Regions from separate parts of the Homo sapiens genome. Here region 1 is linked to region 2. A link is a loop called in an ENCODE intact Hi-C map of the cell type or tissue named here. Cell type or tissue: IMR-90. All regions are shown on one strand.

What was found. Peaks named below come from ENCODE experiments on the same cell type or tissue, not always from the same donor. Only the 100,000 strongest peaks of a DNase experiment are listed, where the experiment ranks them.
Region 1: it touches region 2 in a loop (31-fold over the local background); 1 of 110 quality-filtered maps calls a loop at or near these places.

What each region holds. Positions count from the first base shown.
Region 1 is chr7:78,472,712-78,480,711 of GRCh38, reverse strand. The region is part of intron 6 of MAGI2 (membrane associated guanylate kinase, WW and PDZ domain containing 2); the gene reads left to right. Among named protein-coding and RNA genes, the nearest start is that of DDX3ILA1, 490 kb to the right of the region's middle. In IMR-90, no CTCF peak of the experiment used is centred here; DNase peaks (open chromatin) are centred at 1,141, 7,041 and 7,491; H3K27ac peaks cover 160 bases.
Region 2 is chr7:78,699,832-78,707,831 of GRCh38, reverse strand. All of the region lies in intron 2 of MAGI2 (membrane associated guanylate kinase, WW and PDZ domain containing 2), which reads left to right. Among named protein-coding and RNA genes, the nearest start is that of MAGI2-AS2, 310 kb to the left of the region's middle. In IMR-90, no CTCF peak of the experiment used is centred here; a DNase peak (open chromatin) is centred at 4,841.

The sequences.
Region 1 (8,000 bases), 230 kb after region 2:
TCATTTATTTGCAGGAAATTTTTTGGTAGATTTCTTGTAATTTCTACATAGACTATTTTCAACTGATATAATCATAAGATATTTCTTATTTAAGCTGTTGACATGGTAGATTACATTGAGTGATTTTCAAATATTAAATCAACCTTGCATACCTGGGATAAGTCCAACTAGGACATGGTAAATAATTCTTTTCATATACTGTTTTATTTAACTTGGTAATATTTTATTGAGGATTTTTGTGTCTATGTGTCTGTGTTTTGTGTCTATGTCTTTTGTGTCTATGTTTTGTGATTTTGTGTCTATTGAGAAATACTGGTCTGTAATTTTTTTTTGTACTGTCTTTATCTGGTTTTGGTATCGGGGTAATACTGGCCACATAAAATGAGTAGATAAGCATTCCTTCATCTTCTGTTTTCTGGAAAAGATTGTGTAAAATTGGTGTCAATTTTTTCTTTAAATATTTGGTAAAATTCTCCAGTAAAACAACTGTCCTGGGGATTTTTTTCAAGAGGATTTTAATTACAAGTTCAATTGCTTTAATGGTTACAGGATTATTCAGGTTATGCACTTCATCTTGTTAGTTTTGGTAGTTTATAGTTTTATAGGAATTGGTTCATTGCTTCCAAGTTGGTGAATTAGAAACAATTTCAAGTTTTTGAATTTTTTGAATAAACTTTGTGGATCTGTCTTTAATTTCATTGTTCTGCCCTGTTATATCCACTCTGTTACTGACCCACCCAGCAAGATTTTAATTCCTATTATTTTATTTTTCCATTCTGTAATTTCTATTTAGTACTTTTTCATAACTTCCATTTCTTTACTGAGATTTTTTGTTTCAAGAGAATTCATAATTGCTTGTTAAAGCAATTTTATGATGGCTGATTTAAAATCCTTGTCAGATAAATTTGATACTTGATTTTTCTTGATTATCGGGATTAGTTTATTGTCTTTTCTCATCCAATTTGTTTTTCCTGGCTCATGGCCTATATTTATGTTTATCCTGGACATTCATTATACAGACCATTTTTAAATGGACATTTAAAATAAAATCTATCATTTTAGCCAAGAATGTCCCTGTTTTGGTTTGGTATGTAGGTTCTGGCCTGTTTCGTAGGCTGTGGTTTCAGATGCATTTAGCTTGCAGAGCTCTTCCCAATGCTATTTTTGGTCTGCTTAGTTCTCCTGACTTGGGAGCTCCTGATACATTCCTGCTGGTGCCACTTGCAAGTTACAGAAAGCACTTCCCTAGGTCACCTGTTATTACTAGTAGGGATGTTAGACACTGGATCTGTAGGATGGAAAGTATTTTCTCTGGCCTCTTATCTCTGCCCACATGATATAGGCAGGTACGGGGAAGAGGATGGGTCACCCATATGGGATTTTGGTACCAATTGATAATAAATGTTGCCTTCAGACAAAATAGAGCAAACATTATTTGGTGTTTTGATACAAAAACTATTTAAGGAACCCAAACAGATTTAGAACCACAATTCCCAAGGTAATACTTCAAATCAGCAATGCAAAATCACTGTGAAATTGTATTGATTGTGTTTGTCCCTGAACTTCTTACTACAGAGTTGTAATTCTTGGAGATTATATTATTTTCCAAATTTGACCAGGATTGATGTCAGGGGTTCACTGACATCACCAGTGCAGGTGCTTCCAGCTGCCACTATGGACACAAGATGTGTTACCCTTTCTGGGATCTACTGATGCCACCACTTATAGGTTAAAGGAACCTACACTGCTTCTAGGTATGGGTCAGGAAAAAGGCTGCCCCCACGTCCCAGTTACTCTCCCCCTTTCCTTGCCCTTCGGCCAGGGAGAGTAGGCTTTTCTCTTTTGTTTTCTTGCTTTTGTTGTTTGTTGATGCCTGTTGTCCATTCCAGGCTGAAGGTCTTCCTGGTGTGCTCTCTAAGATATACGGGAGAGAAAAGAAAATCCTACACATTTGCTGTGGTTCATTTCCTAATTCCTGCCTTCTTCTTTCCACCTTTCAGGGTCTTTTGTGAATGTCTGTTGAATTGTTTCCAGGGTATTTAGCTGTATTTGGAGAGGAGGAAATGGGAAAATTGGGTCTACACCATCTTGTTTGGAACCAGATGTCTAAATATGACCTTTGGTACCAACTGATAACAGTACTTTAAAACTTGAAAATATTCTCACGTAACATTATCTCTGTTGAATCTACTCTGTGATGTAGGTAGAGATTTTGAACTCCCATTTTTCAGATAATTATTTTATAGTCCAAAGGATTTAGGGGTCTGATCTAATAAATATAAATAGAAAATGAGGCTTGGATCCAAGTCATCTGAGTTTAAAATGGATATCAATGTGTGTCCACCATTTAATACCACAAGACGCTTAAACTAGAGACATTAAGGCCTAAAAACATGTTAAGGGAAACTAGATTAAATATTTTTCCTTTAGATGAGTTCATGTTCTTTGCAGGGACATGGATGATGCTGGAAACCATAATTCTCAGCAAACTAACACAAGAACAGAAAACCAAATACCACATATTTGGTTTTCCGCATACCAAATACCAAATCACTCATAAGTGGGAGTTGAACAATGAGAACACATGGACACAGGGAGGGGAACATCACACACCGGGGCCTGTTGGGGGATAGGGAGCTAGGAGAGGGATAGCATTAGGAGAAATACCTAATGTAGATGATGGGTTAATGGGTGCAGCAAACCACCATGACATGTGTCTACCTGTGTAACAAACCTGCACGTTCTGCACGTGTACCCCAGAACTTAAAGTATAATAAAAAAATAAAAATAAAATTTCCTTTAAAACTTTGTATTTAAAACCCATAAGAAAGGAAATATTCTCAAATATTCTCAGTGTTTTCCCTAGGACATCATATCAGTAAATAGGCAGATCAATATAATTTTATAATTATTTTAATTGTCATATAATTTACATGCTTGATATGGTTTTGCTGAGTCCCCACCCAAATCTCACCTTGAATTGTAGTAATCCCCATGTGTCAAGGGCGGGGCCAGGTGGAAATAATTGAGTCATGGGGGCGGTTTCCCCTAAACTGTTCTCCTGGTAGTGAATAAGTCTCATGAGATCTGATGGTTTTATAAATGGGAGTTCCCCTGCACGAGCTTTCTTGCCTGCTGCCATGTAAGACACCCCTTTGCTCTTCCTTCATCTTCTGCCATGATTGTGAGGCCTCCCCAGCCATGTGGAACTGTGAAACAGTTAAACCTCTCTCCTTTATAAATTACCCAGTCTCGGGTATGTCTTTATTAGCAGCGTGAGAACAGACTAATAAAATTCTTAAACTTACAGGGTAAATTTACCTCTCTGAAAGGTATTATAAAATAAGTATTACATTCAGTGTTCTTACAACATTTTAAAAAAGAATTAGCTTCTGTTGTTTTCTATGCCTTCACAATTTTTAAAAATAAATGCTCACTGTAGTCCACATAATGTTGGAACAATCTCTGTAAGTGCTAAATGTGAGTCTCTGTCAATCACACTGCCAGGCATTAAGTGTCCCTCGGTGGTTAGGTTTGCTCAACAATGCAGAAAGCAAAATAGAAAGGTGAAGCACTGATCTGAATATATAAAGTTCTCTCAGAAATGGGAGAAACAGATCCAGATCATCAACCCAAAGCCAAGTAATTGAACATTAACTATGGCTTTTAGTTGGAAAAAAGAAGAGGGGTTTAATTTCAGTTGCTGAAGTGAGACGATCTGATTTCCCTCTCAGTACATGTAATTTTGAGGTTTCCTAAATGCTATGCATCATAAAACAGTGCATTCCAAGGCTGATGATGATTTTTTAAAAAGCATTTTTTTTTTTTTACTAGTGAAGATAAAAAATGAGCACTTATGATACAATTCAGTGCATAATTGTGACCTAACCACCAAGCTTCTCAAAGTGTCTGGAATAATATCGATTGAGTGATGCCAGTCACACAGCTATCCATGTTACTGTTAAAGACCCATATCTACCAGGAATTATCTTTCCAACAGCTTAAGATTTTATGTGCTCTTTGTGGGAACTCCTTGAACATAAAGTTGCCCTCAGACAACAAAGAGCAAACATTATTTTGTGTTTTGATACCTAAACTATGTAAAGAACCTAAATAGATTTAGAACCACAATTCCCAAGGTACTACTTCAAATCAGCAATGCAAAATCAATGTGAAATTGTGTTGATTGTGTTTGTCCCTGAACTTCTTACTACTAAGTTGTAATTCTTGGAGATTATATTATTTTCCATATTTGGCCAACAAAATTAACCCTTGACATTTTTTACTGATTTCCCAGTATTTGTGTTCATTAAGAAATATTTTACTTTCTCCCGCATTATCTTTTCAACTTTTTCTAATTTATATTCTTTCTTTGCCTTCACTTTGGTTTAACTAACCTAAACTTTTCCTTTGAGGCTGATTTACTCTCAACCCCAGCCCAGTGGTTCGAGGCTACAAAAAAGAGTGGCCTTTTCCTTCCAATCTAGTACTTAGTTCTTACATGATATCGTAAGTCATTTTACTCATTTTAATGCAATTTATCTGCAAACAAAATAAGTTGATCTGGTTGTCCATATGACAGACACTTGTTGGATAACCTCTCTGCTTGTAGAATTAAATTATTTGCCATGAAAAATGCAAATGAATACAACTTCTGAACCCAGTTTTCAAAGAGCAGTATAGTGGGGAAGATAGTATGCTAAGCTCCTCAAAAATGAAGAGGAGAGTTTAACAATGATGTGAGGAGTCATCCACCGAACAAGAATGAAATGAAAAACAACTGACTGTGAACCCAGGCATGTTCCGAGAAGACTTGGTGAAAGAGATGGAATTTGAGCAGAATTTTAAAGATGGGCTGGATTTAGAGTCACTCCTAAATGTTCAAGTTCTACTAGATTGCTTCATTTGGTGACCTTCTCTTTTCTCCTCACCCCTTGTCCCTATGTTATTGTTCCCAATCCTGTGGCTTTACTTCCCATCTAGATGCTGATGACTCTCTTTTTCCTTCCAACTCTGATTTATTCCGTCTGCTATTATGAATACATTTAAGTGCTATATTCATTTCTCATTATTCTATTAAGCTTTATTTCTATGATGTTATTATTTCTAGATAATTTCAGTTCACTCCATCTTCTGCTGCTACTCTAGCCAGGTCTGTATTTGTTATATTACCTTTCCTTTCAAGTTCTTTCTATTACTAAACTATATTCTTACCTGTGTTCTTCTAATCTTTATTCTATACTTTTCTCTATGAAATCCTTCATGGAGGAAAATATTTCTTATACTTAATAAAATATGTTCTCTTAAAACTGCCTTTTCCTAAAAGGATGTCACCTTTCACTGCTCACAATAGTTTACTATCCAGCTATTCTTTTACCTTGCTTTCCATATTCAGCATAAATCCATGGTGTATGTGTTTGCATTCAAGATGCTGCATGATTTTTGTATCACTCCATTTAATTTTTTTTCTTGAGAGCAAAGCCAGCTGTTGCTATTGTTTCCTTTATTCCACTCTGATTACTAAAACTGTGTTGTTCCCATTTAAAAAGCATACACACAAGATTCAGATAGTAGCATTCATGGATCTTCCTCAGGGCTGGAATTCAAAAAGGTCCAAACGCCAACTTGGTATGTTGATAGAATATGTATTTGAATCCCAAGTACTGAGGGAACTCCTGATAAGATTATGACCCAAGAAAGGGATAGATGAACAACATAAAACTTGAAGTACCATGATGTGGACTTCCAGGGTTTTTTTTTATTTTACAACAAAAAATAATAGCTTTCCAATAGTTTAAGTGAGTTTTTAGCAAAAACATTAGAGTATTCTCCTTTGAATTGACTTCCCTATGTTTGTGAGAGCACGTTTTAAGTTAATATTTAAAATTAAATATTATTTAAATAATATATACACTATATTTTCTAGAAAAACAAATCTGTTTTATTTGTTTCTCACCTTTATGTGGGGAAGTTTTCATTAACTTCTACAGGTAGAAGATTATGTCTTCATTAGTATATGTATGGGTTGACAATCTCCTGATCTTATTTGTCTATTTGCCATGCAGATTCTACTGGAAACTTTATTTTGTACAGAGAATTTTGCTTCATAGAATTGGAAGCTTGTTTGAGGTTTATTTAAAATGTATAGATCTCACTCTGAATTTTGAAAGTGTACTGCCTTTTGCTTTGTCCACCTATAGGGCTTGGCAATCCTCAATCACTATTATATTTAATTTGTTATAATCCTAGTACCTAGAGTTGTGTCATATTAGCTCTTTGTGCAGCATGGTTTTGAAATTACCTTTCCCAACCAGTTTGAAATTCAGCTTGTGGGTTTTCTTGGGAGCATAGCCGAATGAAAATCCCATCTCCTAAGCTGATGCACTATCACATAGATTCCTTTTTCACTGTCTTTACACAACTTGCAACTTACCAGATACCTGATTCTGTAAAGCCAACAGTTTCCTTTACACGATTTGTAGACAGGAAGCCCAACTTGCATATAAATAGAGATATACGTGATAATTTTTTTCTCAAATAAGATAGTGTTCCCATTGGTTTAATCTTATAGTCATATCAGCATATGGGATAGTGTCTGAGAAAGCCTTTGTAAACTGTAAAGCCTAAAACACACCGGTTAATGTTGTTATTGTGGGGCTGCAGGGTATGTAACCTGATATATGTCAGAGACTGTTCTCTGGTGATGACAGGGGCACAGATGGTAACGAAAACCCAAAGCATTGAGTTAGGGGAGGTTGTAGCTGTTTCATGGCTAGTTCACTTTTTATAGGTATCTGACCAGAGAAGTCGTTTAAGATTTGTCCTCACTCTCCTTTTTCCCTAGCTTATTCCCTCCCACTTTTGGGCTTTTTCATTTGGTCTGTGTCTGACTTAGAGCTTTCTATGAGTGAGTTTATTTGGAATGAGGAAGGCTGAAGAGGTGTTGTGTTTAGATCTCCAGAAGGAAACCACTGCATCCTTGTATAACTGCATAAGGGAAGAAATATGTGTGTATGTATGTCAGGTGTGTCTGTGTATTATACATCATTGGGCATGATGAAAAAGTGTGCATGGTAAATGCACCTGGATCAATTAGGAAGGACTTCATTTAGAAGATGGATGTTTGCACTGAGTTTTACAGGGCTGAAGAAGTACGTCATACCAGAGAGAGAGAAAGAAACTTGTTTTACATGTGGATTTACTTGGAGGAAGGTTATAGATGGGAGAGAACAGTAGATTTTTATGACTAAAGCTGAGGTTGAAGCAAGTGTATTGTCATATGTAAATATAAAAATAGATGAGCATAGTGAAGATGAAAGGCAGAAATGTTACAAAGTTGTAGGAGAACAGAGGCAAACACTTGTGTGCCATCAAAAAAATCTGTAGATTCAATTTATTATCCTACATATGATGGTCTTAAGCTATGGAAAATGTAGTCCTGGGCCCCAGCCAAGAAGCTTGCAGGTCAGTTGAAAAATAGCTAAGTAATGGGATCAGATGGTAGCAATCCAGAAACACTTTGAGTCACTTTATGGGCTCTGTGATCTTGTGGCTCAGTTGCTTTTGTGGGTATCTGTTGTTCACAAAACATTTTTTTTCTAAAGCACTTTCACAGATGTCAATTGTTATCTTAATGAGCACTTTGTGAAATAATAAAAATTAATATTCACATTTAAGAGATCACGGCTCTGAGAGGTATAATAATTTCCCCCAAACTAATTGCTGATAGAACTGCAATTAGAATCCTTCCCTTGTGGTTCCTCAGTTGGTGACCTTTCCCCTATACTACCTCGCCACTAGGCATGCAGCAGAGCCCAGGGATAGACAACCATCAGGAGTCCCTAGAATTTATAATGCTCACCAGCTTCCTCTCCTAGAAGATACCCAAGCATCAGTACCACTATAGCTATCATAAGCAGAAACTGAAAACACAAACAACAGCATATGTTTAGGATGATGCACTTAGCATTATTGTGCAACTTGGGAATTCATGCTTAGAG
Region 2 (8,000 bases):
TTTATGAGAGTAAAATCAGGGTAGAGAATGTTTTTGCCAAATAGTAATGAAATCTAGGTATGTAAAACAAGATTATCTCATTAAAGCAATAAACACAAAAAGATATTAGGGACCAGATGGAAATTCAAATAGGAAACTCTATAATGAGATATAAGAATGCAAATCACCCAGAGTAGAGTTTTTGCACATTTAAGTGTAGTTGCTTTTGTCATGAAAACACATACACATAAAATACAATCTGTTAAACTATTTGTATTTGAATCATAAGAATTTCTAAGTAGAGAAATAATAATGTTTATTTGGGAATCAGTGCCTATAGGTATTATTGTTACTTTTAGAATGAGTGTTAAGTGTGAAGTTTCAAGTAGTGTCTGGCACAACTTAGCAATGTTTTAGAGTCAGAAGTTATAATTACACTAAAAATCATATTTAGGCATATCCAATAAGTATAGTCACAGATTCACCTTTCAGGCATATTTTAAGGAATTTTTGTTAATAACACATCACCAATTAAATGTTAAATTTTAGAAAACCTCAGTGATTTGGTATATAATTTTTAAAAACTATCTGCCATCATCCTTTCTTCATTTTTTTCCCTTCCCTTGGTCTAATGGGTGGTTCTTTTATTCTTTGCTAATTTATTCTTTAATATTGATATCTTATTCACTAACAGTCCTCAAAACATTTAGGTTCCTATTCCCCTAATTAAGTTAAGGGTGTGGCTCTTGAGGTAAACCCAGCTGCATTCAGATACAGGTGGGGGTTTTAGTAGTTGTTAGTTTCTTTGATAGTTTCACAATGTAGATTCCAGAGCTAGAAGTGAGAATTCAGTACAAAGGAGGCTGAAATGTACTTCTGGAGGGCCAAGTCATTCCCATTGCTCTCCAGGGTACCTCCACACCAAGGCCTGTTGACTCACAGTCCTGTTGACCTGAGTCTGTTGTATTCACACGGTGTTCTTTTTTTTCCCTTACTGCTATTTTCCCATTTCTAATGCCCTACCCTAGACCTTCAAAGGAGAAAAACAAAAACCAAAAACAGTCCTATGCATTGTTTCAGGGCTGGCTGCAGTTTCACTACCTTTGCCAAGCTATCTTCTGTTCTCCACATTTCCCTCTTAGACAGATCTCCAGTTTGAATATAGGAGTCGATAATTTAAATGTGATTGGATTACACTGTTGGCTAATTGTTTTGTGTTCATTAATTTTGCTTCCCAAAGTTAATATAAATTATGTAAGGACAGGGGTTATTTATTCAGTATAGATACAAATATATTGGTTTTGTGTGTATTTATAAAAATTTAAATTTCTTAATGTGACTTCAAAGTACTAAGTTTCTCATATAGTTCACTGTATTAGTCTGTTTTCACACTGCTGATAAAGACATAACCGAAACTGGGAACAAAAAGAGGTTTAATTGGACTTACAGTTGCACATAGCTGGGAAGGTCTCGGAATCATGGCGGGGGGTGAAAGGCACTTCTTATATGATGGTGGCAAGAGAAAATGAGGAAGAAGCAAAAACAGAAACCCCTGATAAACTTTTCGGATCTCATGAGACTTACTCACTATCACAAGAATAGCACAGGAAAGACCTGCCTCCATAATTCAGTTACCTCCCCCAGATCCCTCCCATAACACATGGGAATTCTGGGAGATACAATTAAAGTTGAGATTTGGGGGGGGACACAGCCAAACCATATCATTTACTAAATGACTCCTAACCAGAATATTAATTTTTGATAAATGGGCATGATGCTTGAGATACCATTTACTCCATTTAATATAAAAACTAGAAACTTCAGGTTTTCAATATCACATAGCTACTCTATGGTAAGTTTCCACTAGAACTCAGCTAGTTGTGCTTGTTGCCCATTTGAGAAAATTGATGGACAGTCTTGCTGTGATTGGCAGTGTATTTGTCAAAGACAATGAAAGCAGGAAACTGTCATTTGTTAAAAACTAGGAACAAACAGTTTAAGGCATCTTTATAAGAATTTGCTTTAGAAAAGTTCATTTCCAGTCACTCTTTGTTGCCTGGAAATGTTAAGTCAAAAGGACGTTAATCCAGTCAGCTATTTTTTCATAGGAAAAATATAAAATTATCTGTTTCTAGTTTCTTTCACAGTTCTCCCAGAAAATATTGGCCTACATGACACAAAACGATGTACCCAAACACCAGGTTTGCAAACAAAATGAGAATCAGCTTCTTCACAGTCCACTGGAATCAGCTTCTTCTCAGTCCACTGAAGGAAAGTTTGTCAGCATCACTTGAGCAGTCCTTATATACATTTAATAAGGAGAAAATCAGTGGTTATCTGGCTTTAGATTTACCCTGGAATTAAAAGCAGTGGTGCACTGGTATATTAGTCAATTTTCACACTGCTATAAAGAAATACCTGAGACTGGGTAATTTATAAAGGAAAGAGGTTTACTTGACTCACAGTTCCACATGGCTGGGGAAGCCTCAGGAAAATTACAACCATGGCACAAGGCAAAGAGGAAACAAGGACCTTCTTCAAATGGCAGCAGGAGAGAGAAGAGAGAGTGAAGGGGGAAGAGCCCCTTATAAACCATCAGATCTTGTGAGAACTCACTCACTATCATGAGAACAGCAATGGGGGACCACCCTCATGATCCAATCATCTCCCATCAGGTCCCTCCATTGATATGTGGGGATTACAATTCAAGATAAGATTTGGATGGGAACACAGAGCCAAACTATATTAACTGGTAAACCAGTTCTTCCCCCAAAAAGGAAAGGAAACTCCAATTTACAGTGTTTGCCAATTTCTGTGGTGTAAATATACCCTCCGCTCACCCTCTACCCTCAAGTAGGCCCCAGTGTCTGTTGTTCCCTTCTTTCTGTCCACATGTACTCAGTGTTTAGCTCCCCCTTACAAGTGAGAACCTGCAGTATTTGTTTTTCTGTTCCTGTATTTGTTCACTTAGAATAATGGCCTCCTCAGAGGTTGCAGTGAGCCAAGGTCATGCCATTGCACTCCAGCCTGGGCAACAGAGTAAAACTCCGTTTCAGAAAAAAAAAAAAAAAAAAGAATAATGGCCTCCTGCTCCTTCCATGTTGCAGCCAAGACATGATCTTCTTGTTTTTCATGGCTGCATAGTATTCCACGGTGTATATATACTAACTTTTCCTTATCCAGTTTACTGTTAATGGGCATTTAGGTTGACTCAATTTCCTTGCTGTTGTGAATAGTGCTGTGATGAACATGTGCATGCATGTGTCTCTATACCTTTGTGTATTTACCCAATAACGGGATTGCTGGGTGGAATGGCAGTTCCATTTTAAGTTTTTTGAGAAATCTTCAAACTGCTTTCCACAATGCTTGAACTATTTTACCCTTGTACCAACAGCGTGTAAGTGTTCCCTTTTCTCCACAACTTCACTAGCGTGTTATTTTTTTACTGCTTTATAATAGTCATCCTGACTGGTGTGAGATGGTATCATACTGTGATTTTGATCTGCATTTCTCTAATGATTAGTGATGTTGCGCATTTTTTCATATGCTTCTTGGCCACATGTATATCTCCTTTTGGAAAGTGTCTGTTCCTGTTTTTTGCTCACTTTTTAATGGGGTTGCTTGGTTTTTTGTTGTAATTTGTTTAAGTTCCTTATACATTTTGAATATTAGACCTTTGTCAGATACATAGTTTGCACATATTTCTCCCATTCTGTAGGTTGTCTGTTTACTCTGTTGATGGATCTGATATGCAGAAGCTCTTTAGTTTAATTAGGTCCTATTTGTCAATTTTTGTTTCTGTTGCAATTGCTTTTGGCATCTTTGTCGTGAAATCTTTGCCAGGGCCTATGTCCACAGTGGTATTTCCTAGGTTATCTTCCAGGGTTTTGATAGTTTCAGGTTTTACATTTAAGCCTTTAATCTAACGAGTTGATTTTTACATATGGTATTCTTTAATTAACTAATTTTGTTCCTCTAGTTCTAAGCTGTTCATTGAAGAAAAGTGTGTGTGTGTGTGTTTGTGTGTGTATGTGTGTGTGTATCTTGAATATCACATATTCCATTTAATGTGAGAAAAAGACCAAATCAATAAACCCATGGTGGCATGGTATATAAACTAAGTTTCAGGTAACAAAACACAAGTGATAAATTACTTTTAAAAATAGCATCAGAAATGCAGAGTTTATGCATTTGTTTTACCACACTCCTCATATTTGAAGCAATTGGCTTGTGATTCATATCTATAGGGAAGTGCTTTTTGGAGCATTAGTTCATGGACAACCACTGTTGTATCTAGAACAGTCATATTATCTTTACAGTCAGAGTTATGAAGATGAAAAACTGTATCTGTATCCATTCAACGCAAAATGATTTAGCCTCTTTAGATAGCAGATGAGAAATTCTGAAACTTCACACGTTCAATCTCAAAATGTTTGCCACAAAACCTGCACCATTAATATTAATTTCTTTCTTTAACCCTCTTACTTGTGTTACAGTCTGCTTCTACAACTAGATACAACTTGGAATTGTAATCCAGCCAGGGGGTTATGCACTTTAAATGGTAACATATTCAAAACAGACACTGTCTTCTTACAGATGAAATTAAGAAATATAAACTTTTGCAAGAATAAATTGAACACTATACATATTCATTGAAAGCTACTATTTTCCTAGGCAGTAACTCAATATTTTCTTTGGCTCTGGGATTTTTTTTAAACTTTATTTTCTGTACTGACTTCTATGATGTCACTTACTTCTGCATTTCTTTCTAACTTTGGCCATGCCTTTTCAGTCTTCTTTCTCACCCTTGCTTAGTTACCTCCCAAGTTTTGAAAATCTTCCAACATTATTCCTCATACATTACTCATCAAGATTTCTCCACAAACTCTTCTTGGGTGATTCTTTTAACCCATGACTCAACAGTCACTTATAAACTGGTGACTCCAAATCTGCCTCTAGCCCCAGACTTATTTAACCAACTGCATAGCAGACAATTCCACCCAATTGTTCACAAATACTCACAAACACTCTGTGTCCAAAATTGAATTTATCATTTCTTCAGCTCTTTGTTGACCAGTTTTATCTACCTAGTCATCCAATAAATGCTCCTGGAATTTATAATAGATGCTTCCTTTCTACCTCCAAATCTAATCACCCCACATGAAAGGGGTGGGGAAGAGCAATCATCTTGTCTGGAAAGAAGAAAGAAATGGAATATTTATTAACAGCTTTAATGACCATAGCAGATAATATTTTTATAACTTTTATTTATTGGGGGGCTAATCTCTATCATTGTTCTAATTATTTCACATGTATTAAGTCACTTAATCTTTATAACTAACCAGTGAGGAAGGTGCTAGTATTATCCTCATTTCAAAGTTAAGTAACATGAGACATTATTCTATTTAGTGACTATAAACAAGATAAAAAGAACTTTCAATTAAGTAAATCAAGAAGTATTAGGAATCCTTACTCTTGCTTGTAATGTTTTATACATTACAGCTCTTAGAAGTTATTACTTAAGTCACAAGAGAAGCATAAATTATTTTTAATGGAAAATTAATCTGGCATGTATACCTTGCTCTCCTGCATACCTTTTTCTACAATTCACATAAGTGATTTGTGGAAAATGATTTCAAATAGTAATCAAACTTTGGCAAATGAATAATGTATTTCCCATTAGACCAACCATGTGTACTGTGAATGTTTTTGAAATACCAAATGACAGTTGTACTTGATATCCAGTAGAGAACTCTAGACATAATTGCACTGAACTGTACCATTTGTGTTCAGATCACTCTCCACCATTTATTCCTTTCTCAAGGGGAGTTCCCTTCTTCTATTAACTTTGTCTAGAATTATGAGAATTCATCAGCAGGAGAATCCTGGCACATCCTAAATAGATATGATGCATCATATTCTCCTGAAGACATTTGTTGCTCATTGAAACCTTAGGGAAATTCCAAAAAGTTAGTTCTCCTCAAAGGTTGCAGGGGATTGGAAATGATAAAATTTAGTATGGTTTAAGGAAAAGTGAAAACGTGATTATAAGAAAGCCTTTTAACTGGAAGTGTTTGGGAGAATAAACAAGTATAGCTGTTTGTAAATTGACATTTTATTAACCCGTATGAGGCCAAGGCCAGTTTCCAAAAAAGTAAAGTTTATGAAGGAAGGAAGGAGGAAAGTAAGGAAGGAAGAAAAGGAAGAAAGAAAAGGAAAAAGGCAGGGTGAGCTTGTTTTGATTCCTATTAACTAACCTGGATTAGAGAAATTCTTAGCACAAATACCACCTTTTCTGTGAACTTAGTGTTCCTACACCCTACGTAAGATTCCAAACATGAATTATGTATCCCTTGGCTTCTGAAGAGCAAAAGAAAGAAAATCATCATCAAATGTATTTAAAAACTGTGGTCCCACATGTACTCTACCTTACATTTTATTACAAATATGATCTGCATTTCCTTTCCACATTTTGAACAAAACAATATTTTATTAACCAAATCTCTCAAATTTTCCCAACCCCATGCCAAATGTACCCAGTGTAATAATTCACCTCCTGGAATCTTGTTTACAGTCAAAATCACAGAGTCTGATCAAACCAACCAGATGTTTATATAGTGAACATACTAATGAAGGCCCCAGATATTGATATCGTTAGGTGAAAATAGATTTAACCTTTGATTTTATATTCTAATTTATAATTAATGTTCAGTCTTTCTTACTGTAAAATTTTTATAATGGAAAAACTGAAGAAATGACAACATGGATTTTTATCAGTCTCCACATTTCAATGTTATAGAAACAAAATATATTGTAGACTTCATGGATTACTTTTTAGATATTTATATTAAAATTTAATATTTTATTTATAATATACTTTCATATATTTAAATTATATGTAAATGTAACACACTTACTATACTAAATTTATTTAAATTTAATATATTACTTTTAAGTATTTTTTCCATTTGCTTAAGTAAAAATTATGCCCATTTGACAGAGTGTATTTAAGAGAAGTTGAATCTATACAAAGGTGTCAGAGAACTGTTGAAAAGTGTCACGATGAGAAATGATAAACCTCAATTTGGTGATATGACTTTAGGGTAAATTCAACTCAATTCATAATCATGTTTTTTGTTTATTCCATCACAAGCAATATATATCCTAACAGTCAGATATCTTCAATCTTTGATCAAACAGAAAATTGCCAATATATATGGTAGGTATACTGATTTGTTCAAAGTGGTTGAGAAGAATTGACTAGAAGAAACAAAGTTTTAAATTATGTTTCAGGTTTAAACACTGTCAGATGGACTTTTACTAAAACCTTAAAAGATGAGAGTTAGCAGGTTGAGCCTCTCTCTCAAACACCACATATTTTCTTAAGGTTTTTGTGGAGCTGAAAAATAAAGAACTTAGTTTTAGGAAGAAGATAAACAAGAAGCTTCCAAATTCATTTTAATTTGAGTCTTATCTGAATTGATTAATAAGCATAGTATGTGAACTATCTCCTACACTGACCATGCTTTTCACAAACATCCACAACATGTTTCATAACAATTCCAATGGGCAAACACAGATTGGAGAGGAAAACAGTCTATCAAGAGGAGAATCTCTATCTCCTACCATTAAGTGGCAAATGTAATAGAAACAGAGCATAGTCAAATGTAATCTGACTTGAAACTGTTCTATCAACCTCATTACATAGCAAAATAAATCTGTTATTTGCTTAGCTTGGCGGGTCATACAAATTACTGATTGCTTGGCTTTTTCTCAGTATGAGAAAACAATTTATAGCACAGTAGATAAATAAAATAATTTTAGGTCCAAGTGATTTGCTTCATAATTTCTATTTAACTAAAATTAATTTCTTGCTTAGAGAGAAATTCATGGTTTTTATTTCATAGTTTCTCTTCTCAAATGGGGGACTTACATTATTTTGTTTCCATGTGGCCTAATTTTCTGAATTTTATTTTGATATAAAAGTTATATGGATATTTTTTAAGTTTTGAAAGTTTCTT